Regions from separate parts of the Homo sapiens genome. Here region 2 is linked to region 1. Evidence: chromatin loops called from intact Hi-C (ENCODE). Cell type or tissue: mammary epithelial cell. All regions are shown on one strand. Links, peaks and the distances in the headings refer to the core of each region. The heading gives the core; the rest is flanking DNA. Region 1 has its middle 130 kb from the start of NMUR2. Region 2 has its middle 65 kb from the start of GRIA1.

Evidence for each region. Peaks named below come from ENCODE experiments on the same cell type or tissue, not always from the same donor. Only the 100,000 strongest peaks of a DNase experiment are listed, where the experiment ranks them.
Region 2: it touches region 1 in a loop (4-fold over the local background); 2 of 110 quality-filtered maps call a loop at or near these places.

Annotation. Positions count from the first base shown.
Region 1 is chr5:152,531,583-152,534,403 of GRCh38, reverse strand. No RefSeq gene overlaps it. Among named protein-coding and RNA genes, the nearest start is that of NMUR2, 130 kb to the right of the region's middle. In mammary epithelial cell, for the core only: a CTCF peak has its summit at 1,594 (motif pointing left); no DNase peak of the experiment used is centred there.
Region 2 is chr5:153,424,521-153,427,341 of GRCh38, reverse strand. No RefSeq gene overlaps it. Among named protein-coding and RNA genes, the nearest start is that of GRIA1, 65 kb to the left of the region's middle. In mammary epithelial cell, for the core only: a CTCF peak has its summit at 1,223 (motif pointing right); no DNase peak of the experiment used is centred there.

The DNA of each region.
Region 1 (2,821 bases), core at 221-2,720:
AGGACCACTATAACACACTAGAGTTCACACTATACCAGAAGCAAGACAAAAAAAATGTCAGCAAAAGACAAATAAAAGATCTAGCACAGTCTCTTTGAATAATAATACGCTGGATTGATACTTCCTGTTTACTTTTAAAACCCCTTATATTCAGAACTGGACTGGGAACAGAAAATTTAAGTTCTTATATCATCCATCCCTCAACCAAATGACATTGAATACATCCCTTAAAATTTATAATTCTCAGTTTCTTCATCCATAAAACGAGTCAGTCAAACTGAAGTCCCTCTTGGCTCTAAAGTAATGTGATTTTATAGTATGCCTCAAGGTCTTTTAGGTACTTCGAGCAGTGGTTAAATGATCAGGTTCTGGGTTTGAATCTCAGCTTTGCTATTTACTGCTTGTATGACCTTGAACAAATTAATTATTCTCTCTGGGTCTCACTTCCCTAATCTATGAAACTGAAATAATAATAACCTACCCTACAAATTTTGGAGATTAAAGTAATGCATTTAAAGTACTTCAAACTTAGTTCCTAGACCCTAGTTACAGCTCAGTACATAGAAATTATTATCAACACCATTATAGGTTTTTTAAAATTTATTCCACACCCATTAAATGTCTGGCATAGTGTTCAGTGAACAGGTGCTGATCTGGGTATATCTCAGGCCTATGTTCACTTCACTTCCAGATAAATATTCCTTAAATAATACAAAACTATTGCCTTTTAATCATTAACCTTATTTTGACTTCTTATGCCTAGTGCTATACAGAAACTTATTTATTCAAAGACTTAATGTAGTACTTAAGTGCTAGACACTTTTCTAAACACTGTAAAAATATAAACTCAATCTTTCCATAATCCTATGAGTTGAATATATTATCATCTCACTTTCTCTATGAGGAATTTGAGTTGGTAACATGCCCCAGAGTATGTTCCAACAACTAGTATGTGCCACAGCTGGGATTTGGACTCAGGTGGCCTGTCTGTAAAAACTGTGTTTGTCCCACCAGGCCACACTGCCAGCCTTACACGCTACCATTCTTGGACTTATCCCATCTTGAATGGTTAACTAGTCTCTTCCCATTCTTCTGAAAAGTCCAGGCATTTCACTCATTTACGTTGCTGTACATTTAACTCTGCCTTCCTTCCCACCCCTTTCTAACCATCAAGTGGCGTCTTCCAGGTTCAACGCTCTACAGACCCAAATCTAAGACATCCATCAAGACTTCTTGCAATTTTCTCCCTTTCGATGTTGTCAGCTGTTTCTTCCGCTCACTCTGATGTCTTCTGTCTTGGTCTATTTCACTTGCAAGCAAAAGGGATGGGTAACATGTAATTTTTTGCACATGACTCCTCCTGCACATCCCACTAAACTGTAATTACCAAGAGACCAGGGTCTGTAGGATTCTTTCGCATTTTGTTCTCATGGTTGGTGGTCTGTCTCAAAACAGCCCTAGAAATTCCCTTATAAGCTAAAACATTAGGATGTATAGCATTTATTCGATCCCATTTTCTCCTCAAAGCAAATCTGACAACAGATACAATAGTCTTATTTGGCATAAGCTAGCCTACAGTGACATCTGGTGGCTATATTCTTAAAAGGTTTACAAACATTCACTAAAAGGGTAAGGTTTGTTCCTTAAGGAAAAGTTGCATTATCTATCAAAGCATGTGTCAGAACTGAGCTACCCACCAAGAGGGCAGGAAGAATCTGGTGAGATCTACACTCAGTCCTGAAGTACGGAGCACCTCCCCTCAGAAGGAGAAAGCACAGAAACTGAGGACAACTACACAGAAGTTGAAGTTCTGTGTTCCAGTCCTGACTGTTAGTGCCTGGAGAGTAGACAGGCCTCTGTTTCTCTCTGGGCCTTGGTTATCTATTTTGTTTTAATGATGGAAATAAACTCAGCCTCTAAGTTCTTTCCTCCCTAATAAAACAGAATATAATCTACAAATAAATACATACAATTTCTCTCAAATATCTAGTGCCAAGTAAAGTTAGTTATGATTTCTCATTTAAACATCACCTGTCTTATACAAGTACATCATAGAATTAGCCAAAATTAAGAGGCTAAAATCTCTCTCATACCAGTAGTAACAATAGTACCATTCACAAGAGTAATAATAACCGCTAACAATGCTATGTAATATGTATTCTTGTATGTATAACCTCATACTGTTAGACACAACTGAGGAGCCTTAAGCAGCAGACAGTCCCAGATGGCATCTTATGACTCAGGATGCCTCTGCGGAAGAGGTTGGGTCTACACAAAAGCCTCATAGGGCCGGCCTTCATAGCTGGAGAGCATCAACATGGGATTACAACCCCGTCTGTCCTATAAGACTTTAATGCCTCTTCTCTTATCTCACAGCCCTACCTGTAGTCATACAGGAGGCAGAGCAGTCCTGTTAAGCACAAGTGAGCAAATGTCCAAGCTGTCCAACCATCCCTCGCCTTCTCCATTGGTAACCAAGCCTGGATTAGGCTCAACAGAAAAGGGGTAAAGGCAAAAACTGGAAGAACTCTTGAAGCTGATATTAGACTGGATGCCTGGAAAAGGATGCCTGGATGCCTGGAGAAGTTTATTACTACTACAAGTGACATCAGAAGCTATGGAATATACTCAAGGTACTGTCAGGGCTATAGAAAGGCGGTTTGACACAGTACAGAGTAACAGCAATAGTAAAAGAATAAAGTTGCTTTCTGTTGGAGGTTTACTTAATCTGCCTCATTCAATAACCATATTTACTATTATGGACTGAATAGAATTGCCCATTTTGAATGACGGGTAAGCAGAAGAAATAACCTAATACAGA
Region 2 (2,821 bases), core at 128-2,627, 890 kb before region 1:
CAAGTCCAAGATTTCCCATTGTTCAAATGTGATTTTTAAAATTCCTGCTTTGCCTACATTATAGTATTGATGTAAGTATAAAATTCAGGACAGAAATGGATAGCACTTTAGAAATGAAAAAAATTGTTGTACAAATGCAAGGTCTTATTACTTTACTTGGCTGCAGAATTCAAACGGACCAGGAGAATGCATCTTGATTGGAATAATCTCTGTGATAACAGCTTCAGTCAATCTTTGGAAAGATGGTACTCTCTGAGAGCTCTGTCCATCTCCTCAAATAAGAACTCTTATAACATTCACGAAAGACAGGCAACATTAAGCCATTTGAACTGCATTTGTAATTTCCCAGATGGGTCAATCCAGAAACCAAAGCCCAATTTTAGAGCTTTAATGTTGTTAAAAGAATCTAATTCATCTCCCTTATTTTACAGATGTGGAAACTGAGGTCTATAGAAAACTCAGTGAAAGTCAAAACCGTTAGGCAAGTCACAATTGTATTTCTTTTCATCTCTCTTTCTTCTCTTCCCCCAAATCTCAACCTAGGATGTTTTTCAGAATTTTTTTTTTCCACCTATATAATCCCTAAATTCCTAAAACTGATATTAAAGTTCGAGGCCTCTCGAAACTTAAGAGGAGCACTTTGTGGGCATTTGTCTTAGGGAAAAGGAGAGATCCTTTGGGGTTATTAGACAGAGCCATATGGACTCTGTAGGTTTTCTGGGCAAAGCGTTTTGTGTGTTTCCCAGTGTCCATGAACTTGGAGGCTGGGTTGTAAAGTGGAGTCACAGGGTGGAAAGGAAATAACATGAGTAAGAGCCTTTACTAAGAGCATCTCCTCTTTGCAGCGTGTTCTACCTGCATCCCCAAAAGCTCAAGCTACAACCATCCCCCTAGGTGTGGGCCAAATACTGCCTACAGATTCTATTTTTCCTCCCCAGTATTTGCAATTTTATCTTATACAACCAATAGTGCCTTCCAGAAAAGATAAACAATATGTAAGTTTATAAAATGAACCATGAAAACTGCTCACCAGAGTTCCACCCTCACCACCCTCACAACTCACTTTTCCTTCAAGTGAGTAGTTCAATGTGCATACTTCCAGGTTCTTGGTGCACCTTCACTGGCAAGGGAGGGAGATACAGAACCCAAATACCTAGAATGACCAAGAAGTAGTATAAATATGCTAAGCAGGGGTGTTTGAAGTACATGCCCTGTCTGTAGGGGGCGCCACAACCTTGCTCCCAGGAATTGCTGCTTCCTGGGAATGCAGAGCCCCCAGCATTGTTTAAGATGCTTCAGTTTCTTAAGCCTAGCACCAAATTCAGACTTTTTCATAAAAGCTTCTGACTTTAAGATATTAGCAATGAATTCTAAATTTTTAGAAGTGCTACTAGGCCATATAAGACATTTGTAAGCCAGATACAGCCCACAGATTTACAACCTCGGACTTAGGAACAGATGTACATAAATAGGAGCACACTTTGTACATGTCTTGTGATTGCTTATTGCCTCCAACTCCATACTATTGGTACTGATCTTTCTTCTTTATTATTATTTAACTTTTAAGTTCAGGGGTACATGTGCAGGTTTGCTATATAGGTAAACTTGTATTGTGAAGGTTTGTTGTACAGATTATTTTGTTACCCAGGTATTAAGCCTAGTACTCATTAGTTATTTTTCCTAATCCTCTCCCTCCTCCCACCCTCCACCCTTCAAAAGGCCCCAGTGTGTGTTGTTTACCTCTCTGTGTCCATATGTCTCATCATTTAGCTCCCACTTATAAATGAGAACATGCAGTGTTTGGTTTTCTGTTCTTATATTAGTTTGCTAAGGATAATGGCCTCCAGCTCCATCCATGTTCTTGCAAAGGACATGATCTCATTCTTGTTTATGACTGCATAGTATTCCATGGTGTATCTGTACCGTATTTTCTTTATCCAGTCTACCACTGATGGGCATTTAGGTTAATTCCATGCCTTTGCTATCGTGACTAGTGCTGCAACAAACATGCATGTGCGTGCATCTTTATGATATAATTATTTATATTTCTTCAGGTATATACTCAGTAATGGGATTGCTGAGTCAAATGATAGTTCTGTTTTTAGGTCTTTGAGGAATTGCCACAGCATCTTCCACAATGTTTGAACTAATTTCACTCCCACCATAAGTGTTCCTTTTTCTCCACAGCCTCACCAGCATCTGCTATTTTTTGACTTTTCATAGTAGCCATTCTATCTGGTGTGAGATGGTGTCTCACTGTGGTTTTGATTTGCACTTCTGTAATTATCAGTGATGTTGAGCTTTTTTTTCATATGATTCTTGGCTGCCTGTATGTCTTCTTTTGAAAAGTGTCTGTTCATGTTCTTTGCCCACTTTTATGGGGTGTTTTTTTTCTTGCAAATTTAAATTCCTTGTGGAAGCCAGATATTAGATTTTTGTCATCTGCATAGTCTGCAAAAATTTTTTCCCATTTTGTAGATTGTCTGTTCACTATGTTGATTGGTTCTTTTGCCGTGCAGAAGCTCTTTTGTTTAGTTAGATCCCAGTTGTCAATTTTTGCTTTTGCTGCAATTGCTTTTAGTATCTTTGCCCCTTCCTATGTCCAGAATAGTATTGCCTAGGTTGTTTCCCAGGGATTTTATAGTTTTGGGTTTTACATTTAAGCCTTTAATCCATCTTGAGTTAATTTTTGTATATGGTATAAGGAAAAGGTCCAGTTTCAATCTTCTGCATATGGCTACTCAGTTATCCCAGCATCATTAATTGAATAAGGAGTTCTTTCCACATTGCTTGTTTTTGTCAGATTTGCTGAAGATCAGAT